Regions from separate parts of the Homo sapiens genome. Here region 2 is linked to region 1. The links are chromatin loops, found by intact Hi-C in ENCODE. Cell type or tissue: CD4-positive, alpha-beta T cell. All regions are shown on one strand.

Region 1 (8,000 bases):
CCAAGAGTGAAGTAACACACTGATGGGGAGACAAGAAAGTGAAATAGTGGCCCCTTGGTTCTCACGGGGAAGAGGGGAGATGTGTTCAGGCCTCCCCTTCCTCCGCCTTCATTGGTGGTTCCTAGGTGAGAATCACTGGGAATCAGGAGGATCTATCAGAACTGGGAATCAGGAGGAACCTTCAGATGTTGTGGGCAAACAGGGGGGCAAGGGGTGACGTTAAAACTAGGCTTTGTCACTTTCAAAAGTCTGCATTACAGTCAGCCATGGAGAAAACGGCCTACTTTCTACATCACAGGCGTGGCTTAAAGATATAAGGCCAGGCCATTTGAAAAGGTTTAGTCCCTCGTAGAAAGGCATACAAATCACCCCTCCTAGTTTGGGTTCCCACAGAGGCAGGATTCCAGTGTACATAGTTTATGTGGGAGATGATCCCAGGAAACTTGGGAAGGGGAGTGGGGAATGAGAAGGGGAGGAAGGAAGCCAATAAAGGATGTGCTATCAAGCTCGCCATCACTGTGGACAGCTGCAGCTCAGTTCCACTGGGAACGTCTGGGAAAGAGTGTAGCACAGGTGCCTCTGAGTGATCACACCTGAGAGGGGAGGTTCTGCTGGCCAGAGAACCTCTGGTAAGGAGGTGCAGGGGCTGGCAGTTGGTCAGGCCCATGGGCACTGTTACAATGAAGGCTGAGGGAAAACGGGTGGGGCATCGATTGCTTTGCTGCAGGTCCCATCCCGGATTCACCTTCCCAGGGATGCTAGATGGGAGTCTAGACATTGTCTCTACAGAGGATGAATCTGGAATTCAGAAAGATGATGGAGGCCCACTGTGGAGAAGCCGGTTCTTGAGAGTTGGGTGAGAATCCAGGCTTCCTGACTCTTGCTGCAGTGCCCTTTCCACTTGGCTACTTAAGGCAGAAATTTAAATTTGTGATGACTTTTGAGGCATACTGTACCTGATTCATGGAACAATATTGTCCTTCCCACCATGGGCTCTTTAGTCTTTCTTGGAGTGAAAAATTGTCAAAAGATTAAATCCTATTTGGGAGCCAGAGAAAAAGCAAAAGAATGGCTGAGCGTGTAAATAAAGTCTCCTAGGAAGATCATATTTTTGAAGGTATTTATTATTCATATCTTTTTGTCATTGTCGTGTTGTAAGTGTTTACCTGGGCTTCTAGCTTTTTGCTTTTCCAAGGACACTGCTGATCCATCCTAGAAGAAGCTGACAGCCACCACCTTGACACTGGCTTATTGCTGTCCAGGTTATTTAAGATGCGGAGGAAATCTTATCACAGAGAAGCAGCTTCTAAACATGTCCTGCCAGGTGGGTGATGAGGTAAAGACTGCCCAGGCGGCCTTGTGCACACCACATACTTGTGGAGCCACTTTGATGAAAGGGTCTGGATTATTTGCAAAGTCTTGTGCTAGGTGAAGGTGGGCTCTTTCTTAAATTCTGAAATGCCCACGAGTCTTTGGTAATGTTCATAGTGAAGCATCTGAGCTGAGCCTGAGGCTTCCCAGGAGGCTGTGCCAAGGACAAAACACACTGAGGATGTTGACCATGGCCTCCTGACAGAATGAAAGGCCCCCACAGTTTCAATTTAAACCGTAAACATTTAAATAGAAAATGAAGTGCTGGTGTATGACTCTGAACTTGTGAGACTAGCTGAAAACACCATTTTGACCGTTGGGCAGAGATTTCCCATCATGGGATCAGCCATAGACCATATCCACTGGGAACATGGAGAAAAGGTTTAGAGGTTCCACCAACATTTTCCTTAATTCTTAGATGCCTTTTGGTGGTTGAATTCTGTCCTTATTTTCTTATTTCCTGAAGCCCAAAATATAAGCTCTATAATGTGGTCATTCATAAACCTTTAGGGATATTCCTATTGGAAAATGTTGTGCAAGTCTTATTTTAGAGTTCCCAGAAGGGAATTACCGGACCTTAAGATATGCACGTTTTGAAGATATTGGATACAACTGGTCTCCAGAAGTGGGAAGACCATTTTTGCTCCTTTTAATAGTGGTGTCTGGTGTCTCTTTCCTCAGATATTCAGTAATGGATATGTCATGCTTTTTCATTTTGCCCTTCTGATAGGTGGAAAATGACGTAACATCCTTAATTTAAGTTACATTTTTTGGATGCCATTGTGAATTTTTTTTCCCCTATAGCTATTGCCTATTTGCATACCCTCTGAAGTTGCCCGTTCTTGAAGGACACTGATAATGTTCTCCTCCCCTGCCCTTTCCTTTTTGTTGCCAGAATAACCTAATCTAAACCAGAAACTCCATCTTTTCTTCCCCAGGGCTCCTATAGACCCATAGGCGGCTAGAGTGTACCTGTGAGCCTCTGGGGAGATGTCTCACCGCCAGAGAGCTGTCCCCAACTCAGGACCTCACCTGCCTGTGCGTGCGAAATTACACCTGAGATGGAGTGGCTGTGTCCAGCTAACAAAGCCGTTTGGGGAGGGGATTTCAAGCATGGCTATTCCTTGTTCACTTTAATAAAACATGGCATGAATTCAGGCAAAGGGACTTACTCCTTACTCCCTCACCTCAGATTTTTCTGTGTTTTGCTGTTGGTATAACTTGTCCTGTGTTGCTAAGTTTTAAACATATCTATATTTTGTTTAAAACACTAACCATGGCTTTGTTTGAGTGGCTTATTTTTATGTCCTAAGGAGTTGACCTAGACAGGGAACAGTTAGTCATATTCTGTTTCAGGCCAATGCCTCTGAGCCCCTTCCCTTCTCGTTTTTCTCTGTCTGAAATGATGCTCTTGGCTGGCCCCATTTTGCTGTTTGTCCAAACGGGCGCCCCTCAGCAATGGGCAACTTTCTCCATTTTGGTGTCTTATCTAAGACCTTGCCCACTGGCTTAAAGAGTTGGCTTGGGTTCCGTCACAGTGATGAGTTGCCTGTCCCGCCGTCTGTAGTCGGGAGGGCTTTTTCCGTGATGAGAATGAGCTGCAAACTCAGGCAAACACTGATCAGGAGAGACATGAAACCCAACCTGGCCCAGTCGGCTTAAAAATAGTCCAGTCATTTCACCCCTGGAATTTTCTCTTGCTTATGTGGGTGGACAATTCTCTTGGAACACCACCAAGATCATGAGGAGGAGAAAACAGAGCAGGCACCAACCACATGAATCCAACCCAGGCTGACCCCGTAGCCGGTGGTGCATTGGCCCTCACAGGTTTGCACCCTGCATGCAGGGCCCTTTCTCCCCCACGAGAGGGCGCTCTCGTCACTCTTAAAGCAATCGTACTGGGGAACACTCAGGTTGTTTCTTAGTGAAGTCCCCGAAGAGCACTGCATTTAAGCTGCTACTTTGTGTCTCAGCTTCTACTTTCAAGGTTTGTTATGAATGTAAAGACATTCTCCAACTCAAGCAAGTGTGGGCAATATTAGTGTCTGGAAACGCCTGTTGCAAATGAAGCACAGCCACTGCTTGTTTGTGTTTCGTTAGTGAAACGTGATTGTAACCCAGGGTTTTTGACGCTCACAGAAGCATCCGCCTTGGTAATGCTGTACATCCAGGCTGCTCTTCTTTGTCCCTAACCTGGTTGCAATGTGGCCGTAGCATGCTTGTGTTGACATCTGACAGGAGATGAGGACTTGACTTCCTGGGCTGATCTTGCTTATTTTGGGGAGAGCAGGAGTGCCCGTGGTTAGTGTGGATCAGCCTGACAGGAGATTTTCTATTGAGGGAGGATTTAAGACTGCATGCAGGCAAGGGAAATACAAGCCATATTTCACCAGCTCAATACACCAGGGAGCGCTACCATTTAACGAAAACCACCATTCTGACTTCCGGGTTTTTAGGTCATCTGGCAGCCACTGGGTGGGGTCAGTTTCTTGGCCCTTGATTAGAAGTTCCTTCTGATTACAAAACACCTCTTGATTGAAATCTTTGCATTTTCTTTGCATTTGCATTTCCACCAATCTTTTTATTTTTTATTTTTTTTGCCTTGGAGGATGTGTGTATGTGAGGGTGACCTTCTCTTTATTTGTGGGAATCGGGGAGTGCCCTCCTCCCTACAAAGTCACTATAAAGCTACGGGCTTTGCTGCCCTTGGTACAGGGTCTAGAAGTGGTTGTTGGGTGGTGACCAGCACAGTGACAGTTTATTTCCTGGACCTTTGAACCTAAATTCCCACAGGAAGAACATAAAGGACTCAGCAAATCTTGCCCCCCGACCCCCGTCTCCTCCATGCGCCTACACTGGAGCCATGAGTACTACTGCTACCGTCACTACAGCCAAATTATTATAGAGAATTACTATGTGCCAGGCATGGGTAATTTTTGGTTGTTTTAATCAACTTTGTTTCAAACAGCTTTAGATTTGCAGAAAAACTATGAATATAGCAAGAGTTCCCCCACTTTCTCCTTTTTTTATTTATTTTATTTTATTTTTTTGAGACGGAGTCTCTGTCGTCCAGGCTGGAGTGCGGTGGCGCAATCTCGGCTCACTGCAAGCTCCGCCTCCCGGGTTCATGCCATTCTCCTGCCTCAGCCTCCCGAATAGCTGGGACGACAGGCGCCCGCCACTACGCCTGGCTAATTTTTTTTTTTTTTTAATATTTTTAGTAGAGACAGGGTTTCACCGTGTTAGCTAGGATGGTCTCGATCTCCTGACCTCGTGATCCACCTGCCTTGGCCTCCCAAAGTGCTGGGATTACAGGTGTGAGCCACCGCGCCCGGCCTCCTATTTTTAACATATAGTTTCTCCTGTTGTTGTTGTTTTAATCATATTAGCATAACACATTTGTTACAATTAGTGAAGGAATATTGATACATTATTATTAACTGAAGCCAATACTTTATTCGGATTTCCTTTATTTTGACCTAGTGTCCTTTTTCTGCTCCGGGAGCCTACCCAGGATACCGCCTTACCTTAGTTGTCATGTCTTCTTAAGATCCTGCTGGCGGTAGTGGTTTCTCAGACTTTAAACTTGTTTTTAATGACCTTGACAGTTTTGAGGAGTACTGCTCAGGAGTTTAGTAGAAGGTTCCTCTTTTGGAATTTGTCTAAGGTTTTCTAATAATTAGACTGGGGTTATGGGTTTTTGAGAGGAAGAAGGCAGAGAGAAAATGCCATTCTTATCACATCATATTCAGGGTACATATTATTAACATGATTTAACGTTGTAGATGTTGAACGTCATCACCTCGCTGAGACGGTGTTTGTCAGGTTTCTTCTCGTAAAGTTACTGTCCCCTCTCCTTTTTTTATACTGTACTATCACAAGAAAGTGACCACGTGTAGTCCACACTTAAGGAGGGGGAGTTATATTCCACCCTCAGAGAGCACAGTACCTATAAACATTTTTGAAATTTCTCTGCACAGAAAATTTCTCTCTTCTTCCCCATTTATTTACGTATTCAATTGTTTATTTCTATCAATATGGACTCATAGAGATTTATTCCATACTTTGAGTTATAATCAAATAGTATACTACTAGATTTTGTTTGGTTTTTTTTTTGCCTCTGGGAGCTGTTTCACGTGACTCCTGTGTCCCTTTGACACACCCCCATCATTGCGGGTTTTTGTTTTTGAGGTGTTTCTTTCTTGCTTTCTTTGTGGCACTCACTACAAGATACTCCAGGATTATCTTGTACATCTTCTGCCCTAGTCCTTGAATCAGTCATTTCTCCAAAAAGCCCTGGCCTTTTTTTTGAGACGGAGTCTCGCTCTCTCGCCCAGGCTGGAGTACAGTGGCGCGATCTTGGCTCACTGCAAGCTCCGCCTCCCGGGTTCACGCCATTCTCCTGCCTCAGCCTCCCAAGTAGCTGGGACTACAGGCGCCCGCCACCACGCCCGGCTAATTTTTTGTCTTTTTAGTACAGACGGGGTTTCACCGTGTTAGCCAGGATGGTCTCAATCTTCTGACCTCGTGATCTGCCCGCCTTGGCCTCCCAAAGTGCTGGGATTACAGGTGTAAGCCACGGCGCCCAGCCAGCCCTGGCTCCTTTTATTGGAGGGTGGTATTAGAATAGGGTCTGGGCTCCAGGTGTGCTGGTGCTTCTGGTTGCTGCTGCTTTATAAGCTCTCAGCTGACAGCAAGAAAACATGTGCATGTGAACCAATCTATAGATGCCTATCTACTGATCTACAAATATATCTGTATGTAACCATTGGTATCTGTATTATGCTAAACATGTGTTCACACTGACGTTTCCAGCTCTTAAGCTGTTACATGTCTCCAGCTCTAAGCCATTATCACGTGGATCATTCTAGCCTTCCCCCTTGCCTATCTGTAGCCTCCTACTCCAAAAATGATAAACTTGGCTCTCAGCATCTGTCATGCATTTATTTAGTTGTTCAATTCCAGTATACATATGTAGCAGTATCAAAATTGTTAACTTATACCCCCATGGAAAATAGCCTCGTCAACTAGAGTACAGTGCTTGTGTACGGTTTATTTTGCCTTAGTTTTACAGACTGCATACATTTCCAAAGCCACTTAAATAGCACCTTTTTCTTCCATCCACTTTAGTGAGGGTTGTTCACATATGTACCACAGATTGCTTTGTCACATGCTGTATTTCATTCCGGGATTACCCTGACTGCCTAAATGATTTTTTTAAAGTTTATATATGTTAAGATTTGCCCTTTGTGCTGTAAATTTCAATGGGTTTTCACAAATGCATAATATTATGTACCCACCATTACAGTAATGTACAGAATAACTATACCACCCTAAAAATTCATCTATTCACCCATTTAACTATCCTCCATACCTGGAAACCATGGATTTTAAAAAACTATCTACAGTTTTGCCTTTTCCAGAATGCCATATAATTGTAATAATATAGGATATGCTATTATGTCTCCACTTTCCACTTGAGGACTCTGACCTTAGAACTCATGATTGCCCACGGTTTCTTGGCTTGTAATTGGTGATGCTAGCGTCAACCCAAGTCTCTGATGTTAAAACAGGAACTCTGAAACTCCCCACTATGCTGCCTATTTTCCAATGAAATGGGTCCAGGAAGCCATCTGATAAATATTTTCACTAGGTTGTCAAAAATTAATAAACATGCCTCTTTCATTACCTTCGGAGGCCATCTGTGGGGTGGTTGTGAGTCAGCCTCTGCAGCCATGCTGCCAGAATTTGAATCCTACCTCCTTCACTTCTTACCCATGTGATTTGAACAGGTGGTTTTACTTTTTTTTTCTGTCTTTCCTGGCTTACTAAACAATTCTTCCTTTTTAGGAATATATGGGAGGAGGGATCTGTGCAATGCAGTTCTACACCCTGGACATAGCAACCGACTGAGTCAGGCCAATTAACTTCTCTAGCCTAGCGATTTGAAACCCAGAGCCGGGGCCCTCTGACATGAAGGCACCTTTATATCTTCAGTCTGTAGGGCAGGTCATAACACCTGCAGCCACAGTTCCTGGGGTGGCCCCAAGTCTGGATGCTTAGGGATTTATTAATTTTTTGAGCAACTCCAGTATCTTAAAAAGAATTCATCCTTCTCTTCCTTTTGTTGTTGTTCTTCTTTTATTCTTATTTTTAAAATTTAAGCGAGGTAAAATCAGCCCCTCTTGGCTACAGGTACTTTAATTACTACAGGAGATCATAGTAGCTACCTCACTGGTCATAAGGGTTAAATAAGATAATGTATAAGACAGTTAGCACAGGGAATGAGGGAATTGTCAGGGAATAAGTACCTGGTAATTAGTAGCTTTTACTATTATCTAATAATAGTTCTTGATATTTACTTAGTGCTTTGTAATGTGAACCATACACTCCTGTGTGCTTATCTCCTTGACAATTGGGTGGAAATGGCATCCACATTTTATGGATGAGCAAATGGCCATGCTTTGGGGTTTGCCCAGGGTCACAAAGCTGGCAAGGGACTGAGCCAGGATCCCCACTCAGGCCCTTCGTCATGTCATGTATCCAGGGTTCTCTCCAATGTGCCAGGGTCGTGTGGTTTCCTGGGGGTGTGATGGAGAGGGAGGCAGTTTCCCTTTCCCATTTTAGGG
Region 2 (8,000 bases), 160 kb before region 1:
TACATTCTTTATTGTTTTAAGAAATCTTTCTTCTATTCCTAGTTTGCTAAGTTTTTTAAAATGTAACTAATGAATGTTGAATTCTATCAAATGTTTTCTTCTGCATCCATTGAGATGGTCATTTTTAAGAATCATTTTAATTGGTAAAATCATATGAATAGACTTTTTCTATCGTTAAGCCATTCTTGAACTCAGGGAATAAATCTTAATTGATTACAATAGCCTATTTATTTATCTTTTTATACACACGGGTGCATTATTAAATAAGATTTACTTATACAGTAGGTCCCCAAATAATGTTGTTTCATTCACTGTCATTTCTTTATAGCATTGATGAGAAGACAAAAAAGCTCTCTGGCTGGAGCCACTCTCTATGTGGAATTTGCATGTTCTCCCCATGCCTGCACTGATATTCTCCCACATCCCAAAGCTGTGCACAGATTTTGTAGGTGCCCTAAATGAATTGGTGTGTCTGAATGGTTCCAGTCTGAGTGAATGTGGAGGTGTGTGTGAGGGCACCTTGTGATGGAAGATTGTCTTGTCCAGGACTGGTTCCCAGAAGAAGATTCAGCCACCCATGACCCTGAACTGGAATAAGCAGGTTGGAAAATAAATGAATACACAAATATAATTTATTGTCAAATAAAAATTCATAAATGAGACCAAAATCATACAGATAAATGACAATAAGCAATGTGGTATAAAAACACTCAGCAAGCCTGCCCTATTTGCCACAGTTAGTTTTTAAATTGCATGGTAATAGGAGGTGCTCCTTACAATTTTTGCTTTGCAAACATTTATCCTGGACTTAACCCTTCACCATGACAGCTGCTAATACTCACTGATTCGCCAAATTTGGGTAAATAATGATCTTACTTGTTTTTATTACTCTTTCTTAATTGTACATGTAGCTCTCTTTTATTTCATTGTTTAATATTAGAAGTGTTTTGGGTCTTTATTTAGAAGTCTGGTAAGTTTTTGTTACCAGAAATATGCCATGGGAACTTAACTCTTGTTTATACCAATTAGCCTAAGATAATAATGAATGAAATAAGATAATAATGAAAACAATTATTGAAACAATTTATAATCGTTTTCATTATAAAACAAAAAACCAGTCCTGGACAAGACAACCTTCCATCACAAGGTGCCCTCACACACACCTCCACATTCACTCAGACTGGAACCATGATTTAAAGTCGCAGTTTCAAAGAACCTATTGACAACATTTAGTGAGGATTTGCTGTGTTATATTTAGGGTTGTCTCGATCTATCTCTCTTTCTTTTTCTTTTTTCCATATTCCAAATTGAGATTGGCAGTGAAGGCATTTTGTCTTCCACTCTCAGAGCTCTCACCAGATGAATCTCAGATCATTATCTCCAGCCCGACATTTCTCCTGAGCTCCGGTCCACACATTTTTACCTGAGTACTTCATTTTCACATGCTCAAAAAATTGTCTTCCACAAATGGCTGCTCTTTTCTTTGACTTTTTTAAACCTAAAAATTGGTTTTGAGCTCTCTTCTTTGCTATATTTCATATCTAATTAATTTCCATGGTCTGTTAGTTCTGCTATGTGACACATCTTTACTTTCTCTCTCTTCATTTCCATCCTTACTATCATAATCCAAGTCCTCATTACTATTTCCCTAGATTATTACAAGAACTATCTAACTAGTCTTTCTTGCTGCAGATTTGATTCTTAACCCCATTCTCCCATTCTAATCTACAGATTCTGCCAGGTAATCTCTAAAAAGAGTCTCTTTCATTATGTCAGTCTTAAGAGCATGCTGTGGCTCTTAGTTGTTTATGTGATACTTAAGTGCTTCCTGGTTGACATGTCTCTCCAATCATAGTTTCCATCAGTTTCCTTCAGAACCTATCTTCCAGCCACACAAGTGACTGTTCCCCAATATGTCTTAGCATTTTCAACATGTAAACTTCTCCTACATTGCCCTTACAATGTCTCTGACTCAAAATCTTAAGCTATCATAGCTCATAGCTAGTGTTTACTGAGCACGTATAATATTCTGGGTAGTGAGCCAACTGCCTAACGTACATCCTTTTCAGTGATCACCATGCTCCTGTGATGGTAAAGATTGCTGCATTGACTGAGTGCTTACATGGTCCAGGCACTGTTCTAAGTATTATTTCACTAAATTCTCACAACAACTCCATAGACAGGTGCTGTTATTATCCTTAGTTTCAAAGGAGGAAATGAGATATAGAGAGGTGAAGTAACTTTCACAGGACTATACAACCAGGAAGTTGCGGATCCAGGATTTGAATGCAAGTAGTCAGATTCTAGAACCTCCATGCTTTACCATTATGTAGGAGGAAATTGATGCTTGGAGAAGTAGAAAAACTAGTCCATCTGTGCAGGACTTCAGGGGCATTGGTTAATGACCCTATCTCTGATTCTCTTATTTCCTTTTCTAGACATTCACTTCTCCAGATCCTCCCATGTTTACTGTAAAGTCTAATTCCCATACTAAATCCTTTAATCCCCTAATACATGGCTCTGCTTTCCTAACTGAACCCTGACACACTCACAGTACTTTCCAGCTCACACATAACTTTCATAGACATGATCTCATTTATTCCAAAGCTTTCCTGGGATTCAAATTATTATTATTATTATTATTATTTATTTATTTATTTATGAGTCTCCCCGAGCAAACCCTAAGCCTCTCAAGAGTGAAGATGGTAAAAGAAGAGAGAAATGCTCTTCCTGTAGTGCCCTCAAGTCTTAAGTGAGAAAATAGATACAAAATATAGGAGTCACAGTTCATGCATTTGCCAAAGGAAAGTAATTCTGAACTTCCAGATGCTTTTGCATGAAGGTGGAGTTTTGCAAGTCTGGAGGACAGCTCCTGGAGATGAAAATAAATTCTACCACTTTACCGGAGAGTTTTATTTCCTCCATATGTTTGTACATTTTTCTTTCCTTATGTTTGTGATTCATCTGTGGCTCAAGAGATGTGTGGTGCCGGGGGATTGATGGCTGGGAGGGCTGCAGAAATGGTGTAGACAGTTACTGCAGTGATGTGATACAATTCTTGGCATTTGCACAAATATGGAGTGTTCAGACAGCCACAAAGTGGTGGAAGTAGCTCTGAGAACCCTGACTTTTACTGGGAAATCACCTGATTTTAGGTGAGGCCGGGAGATCACAGAAAAGAAGATTGATAGCAAACTTTTATAACAACTTTGGGATAGCCTTAGTTATGAGTAAACACTTTCACTACCAATCACAACATTGTTAGCTTTGATCAGGCCTTTGATGAGGCTTTCTGGTGCTTACTGTTCTCTGTCTTCTGCCTTCATGCTCCCTGGAATTTTACTGTCTCCCTCATAGGCTAGTTGAGATGTGGAAGAAATAATCTATGTAGAGCATTTGGCACATCCCCAGCTCCTCCCATGTTTGCTCGGCTCAGATACCTACTAAAGTGCCTGCTGCATAACAGACAATTTGCAGATTAATTGGAAAACCAGAAAAATACCCAGGATGCCTGACTTCTATTCTGGTACCCCTTTTACATTAACTTTTTTTTTTTTAATCAGTTATGTTACATATGCTTACTCATATATTGTCTTCATATCCCATGTGGCAAAGCAGATACATGTGTTGTAACACCTTATTGGTTAGAGACTGCCTTCCTGGTTCTACTCATTACATTCCAATCGTGGCATATCCTCTAAACTTTCTTTTCCCTTCATAAATCCTCTTTCTTTTTTTTCCCCCTCACAGTTTTCCTGAACAGGTTGACTATTAATTGTGTCTGCTTGATGTGGACACCAGGTGGCGCTGGACATCAGATTTGGAGAGGCAGTTGTCTAGGGAACCGGGCTCTGTGCCAGCGCAGGAGGCAGGCTGGCTCTCCTATTCCAGGGATGCTCATCCAGGAAGGAAAGGTTGCATGCTGGACACACTAACCTTGAAGAATTCTTCTGTCTCTCTCGTCATTTAGAAAGGAAGGAAATTGTTAATTTTTAAAAATAAGTCAAACTCGAATTTTACAAGAAAGTCCATCTCTAAACAAACCTCTACCACACCCAGCTACGAAGTAATCCAAAATTGATAGTTTCTTAATGCTCATGCAAAGCCTTCACTGAGAATGACTTTTCCATTTTCGTGGCAACAGAAAAAGGAAGCAGAACATAAGCTCTAATAAGAAAGGTAGTTACTCAGACAGGGGTAAAGGGACTCCAGGGGGAACTGAATTGAAGCCTGGAATGAGAAATATTACCATACTTCATAAATGCTAAGATGTCATTGATTTTAAGTCTCCCTGCTGCTTTATTTGCAGTAAGGAAGAAAATAGTCCTGCCAACTAAATTGAATTGTTGACTGTAAGGCCTAATCTGATTTCAGAGATATTTAAGTGGGAATAAAACTTTCTGTCTTTGTATTAAATATGGTAACTCTGAGGAGAGTATTCAGTCAGTTGCCTTCTAGTTGTCTTAGCCTCCCGCTCAACCTGTCTCTACCCTGGAGCACCTAAGAGATGGCTTGAAAACAACCGCGTTTACAGGACTTCCAGGAGAATGGTTCTTGTTCTTACTGAGAGTAAATACAGACTGCTTCCTTCCACTTCTCCTTAGAGAGTTAAATGAACCCCTGTAGTCAAAGATGACTCACTGCAGCCACTAGAACAGAGGTTGGCCAACTATGGTCCTTGGGCCAAATCTGCTCCAACACCTGTTTTTATACACTCCAGAAGTTTAGAATGGTTTTCACAGGTGAACATTTGCAATTAATTTGATAATAGGGACCATTAACTATGACTCCAATTAAGAGAAATGTTATGCCTTCTAAAAGTGTTTAATTCTTGTCATTAGTAGACTTGTATTATAAGAAATTATACTCAATTATTATTATTACATTTTGAATTTTGCCAATAATACATTTATGGAAATTTATTTTACCTCTTGTTACATATGTAGTTACATAATGTCATCAACTTTGCCACTTGGGCTGAAAAGCCTAAAATATTTACTGTCTAGCCCTTTACAGAGAAAGTTTACAGACCCCTACTCTAGACCAAAATGGAAATTATGGGTTAGTCTGTTTCAATCATCAATAAGAGTGCCAAGATACCTGAACAGAAGTCGGGCTGAATAAATCAGCTTGCTGCAAATGGCCAGACCCAATCAATAGATGTGTAATAGGAATGTGGCTACTAAGTAATGAGATTTTTAAAAACACTAGACTTCCACATATAAAATTAAAATTATAAAATTAGTGCTATTCTACCCAAAGTAGACACCTAGAGAAATTCTATGGTTATTTTAAAACTCTCAGAATGGTCTTTAAAAGTAGTTTATGAACCATGCAATGAAAATCTATTATTCATTTCTATTAGCATTTCTTGAGTATGTGCTAGGTAAAGTGAAAGACATGGATGGGGTAAAAGATGAATTACATATCGTAGCTTGAATTTTATAATCATATTTTGTTTTGACCTCAAATAATGTTTACCTGATTTCAATCACTAGATTTAACTTTAAATGACTTTGAAAAAACTTATAAAATATGCCCTCAATGTTTGAAGATGCAATTCCAACTAAAGATATTGGGCCAGACATAGTGGCTCATTCCTGTAATTTCAGTACTTTGGAAGGCTGAGGCAGGAGGATTGCTTTAGCTCAGGAGTTCAAGGTTGCAGTAAGCTATGATCACACCACTGCACTCCAGCCTGGGTGATGGAATGAGATCCTGTATTTAAACAATAAAAATAAAATATATTGATATGCTGCAATCACAAGAGAGAATTGTAATAGAATTTTAAAAGTGTCCAGAGCAGTGGCACAATTGCACAGCCTCCTAATGTGATTGGGAAGAAATACTCTCTGGAAACTCTCTAGCATGCACAAGACTTAATGTTTTTGATAAAAAGTTCATTCTGATATTTTATGATCACACTTCATATATTCACATACCACACCAGGCTATGACTTGGCAAGGAAACAATTCCTTGTTTTAGTTGGAGGAAGGGCTGTATATAAGGGAGTGGGAAAGTTGAAGCAAAACTTTAACTTTTCATAGGGGAATTCCTAGGTGCTCTCCACTTGAAAAATCATACTGCCTCAGAATTAATGGTCATGATAATTTTGAATCCCCTCTTCTTGAATCTTGGATTTACAGCTGATTTCCTTACTGAAATCTGTGTCTGATACTGCTTTCCAAGGATGCTGGACAAGTTAATTCTGTCTAATTCAGACTGCATTTCTGAAAACAGGGAGAGAGATTGAGAATGGAGAGAGGGAGTGAAGAACAGAGACACATACACAGAGAGAGCAAGAGACACAGAGACAGAGGAATTGAGAGATATTGAGAGAGATAAAACAATGTAAGACAGTCAGTGTGGTCTGCATCTGCTTAAGAGTTAGGAATTGGATTTAAAGTTGAACAAAGAAAAATGGGAGGGCCACTCAACCCTCCTATTTGTCTTATTTATGTAACAATGTAATCCTTGATATCTCTATTAATGTAACTTGACCTGACACACTCACTAGACTGATTTTATTTCTTTCAGTAATTTTCTGTTATTGGTTACTTTCAAAACTATGTCTCTGATTGGAACAAAAAGAATTGTACATCAGGGACCTCTGTAAATTCACTTTTATTTATTATCAGTTAGGATCTTATAGTCAGTGAATTTGGCTTATCGTGGCTTTAGCACAGATGGTAATGTACTTACTGGTCTCTGAAATTTCTGTTTTGGGGACATGGAGGCAGGGATCTCTAGAAGATTTCCCCCAGAGCCACATCTACAAGAAATATTGGTATAGTTATATCAAAATGTACAACTTCCTTTAAGCAACTTTTAAATTACATTTTATTAGTTATGTCCTTAAGGCTGTTTGTGCCAATCTTTCCTTTTCTTAAAAAAATCAGTTCATATTAAGTACATTCTTTTACTGTGAAGCTTATGTTAACAGATGAAAAAAGGTTTGAGGAAAGGAGAAGAGTTAGGATGTGGCATCTTTGAACTAAAGAGCGTTCCAGAAGGAGAGATGCAGTGCCAGCCAGTCTTCTAATGTTTTGGGGAACCATGATGAGATGGATTATTTTCAAGGCTGTCAAGTCTCAAGGCTTCCTTGGATTTTCAGTATGGTAGCGTAATCAAGATGGGGATATAACCTTGCTCAACCCTTGCTGTCTCTTCCACCAAAATGGCAAAAGATCACCTTCAGCTTGCTTATAAAAGACCCATGTTGAAATAACATTTGTAGTAAAGTCATGAACTCTTCTATACATTGGTCTTTCTTTTGTCTGAAGTGCATTCATGTGAATGTACAAAATCTCACCAGAAGCAGAATTCATGTCATATAGCCCCCTAAAAGAATTTTCTCCTGGGAGGGAATGCTGAGTGTTTTGTTTTGTTGTGTTTTTGACTTGTATTAAAAATATTCTGTGCATAGAGCTGTCTGGAACTGATTATTCACTGAAGACTGCTCTTTGTATGTTTTTAATGTTCATCCAGCAGATTCAGCTCTGGCTCAACAGATAAAGGATTTCATATATTTGTGCATTCAAAATATTTTAATTATTAGAAAATGAAGAGAGTTGAAATGTCTTTTTAAAATTCAGATGCCTGTCTGTTGTTTTTAAAGTCTTCGATACTTTGCTTTTTAACTTCTGCATAGGGTCTGCATGATGTGCCCTGTATCCACATGGTGCATATGATAGCAGCCCCTGTGAATGGATAGCAGTGAGCATAAATATAACTGGGATTACCCCTTGAAGCATTCCTCTGTAATAATGTAAAGAAATATGATTCTAATGGATCTGACACTTCTTAGATAAGGTATTTATACTTAAATCTGCACACACAAGCTTCAGGTGACACCTGCAAATGTTAACAGCTGTAAGAGAGATAGGGCTGGAAATAGAGTGGTGGTCATGATTGCCAACTTAGAACGTAAGATTACAATTTATTCTTTTGTAAACTTTCCAGAACCTATCCTATTTAAACCTTTTCCCTAGTATCACTG

What was found. A loop is a pair of places that touch in the nucleus more often than their neighbours do. Peaks named below come from ENCODE experiments on the same cell type or tissue, not always from the same donor. Only the 100,000 strongest peaks of a DNase experiment are listed, where the experiment ranks them.
Region 2: it touches region 1 in a loop (3-fold over the local background); 41 of 110 quality-filtered maps call a loop at or near these places.

What each region holds. Positions count from the first base shown.
Region 1 is chr1:76,151,069-76,159,068 of GRCh38, forward strand. The region is part of intron 1 of ST6GALNAC3 (ST6 N-acetylgalactosaminide alpha-2,6-sialyltransferase 3); the gene reads left to right. Among named protein-coding and RNA genes, the nearest start is that of ST6GALNAC3, 80 kb to the left of the region's middle. RefSeq lists a silencer at 3,213-3,322. In CD4-positive, alpha-beta T cell, CTCF peaks have their summits at 3,230 (motif pointing right) and 3,429; DNase peaks (open chromatin) are centred at 3,243 and 3,793; H3K4me3 peaks cover 998 bases; H3K27ac peaks cover 1,058 bases.
Region 2 is chr1:75,987,905-75,995,904 of GRCh38, forward strand. It overlaps LOC105378806 (a long non-coding RNA gene), which reads right to left. Exons shown (of 3, transcript XR_947521.3): 2 at 6,704-6,773. Among named protein-coding and RNA genes, the nearest start is that of ASB17, 60 kb to the left of the region's middle. In CD4-positive, alpha-beta T cell, CTCF peaks have their summits at 3,784 (motif pointing right) and 3,987; a DNase peak (open chromatin) is centred at 3,827.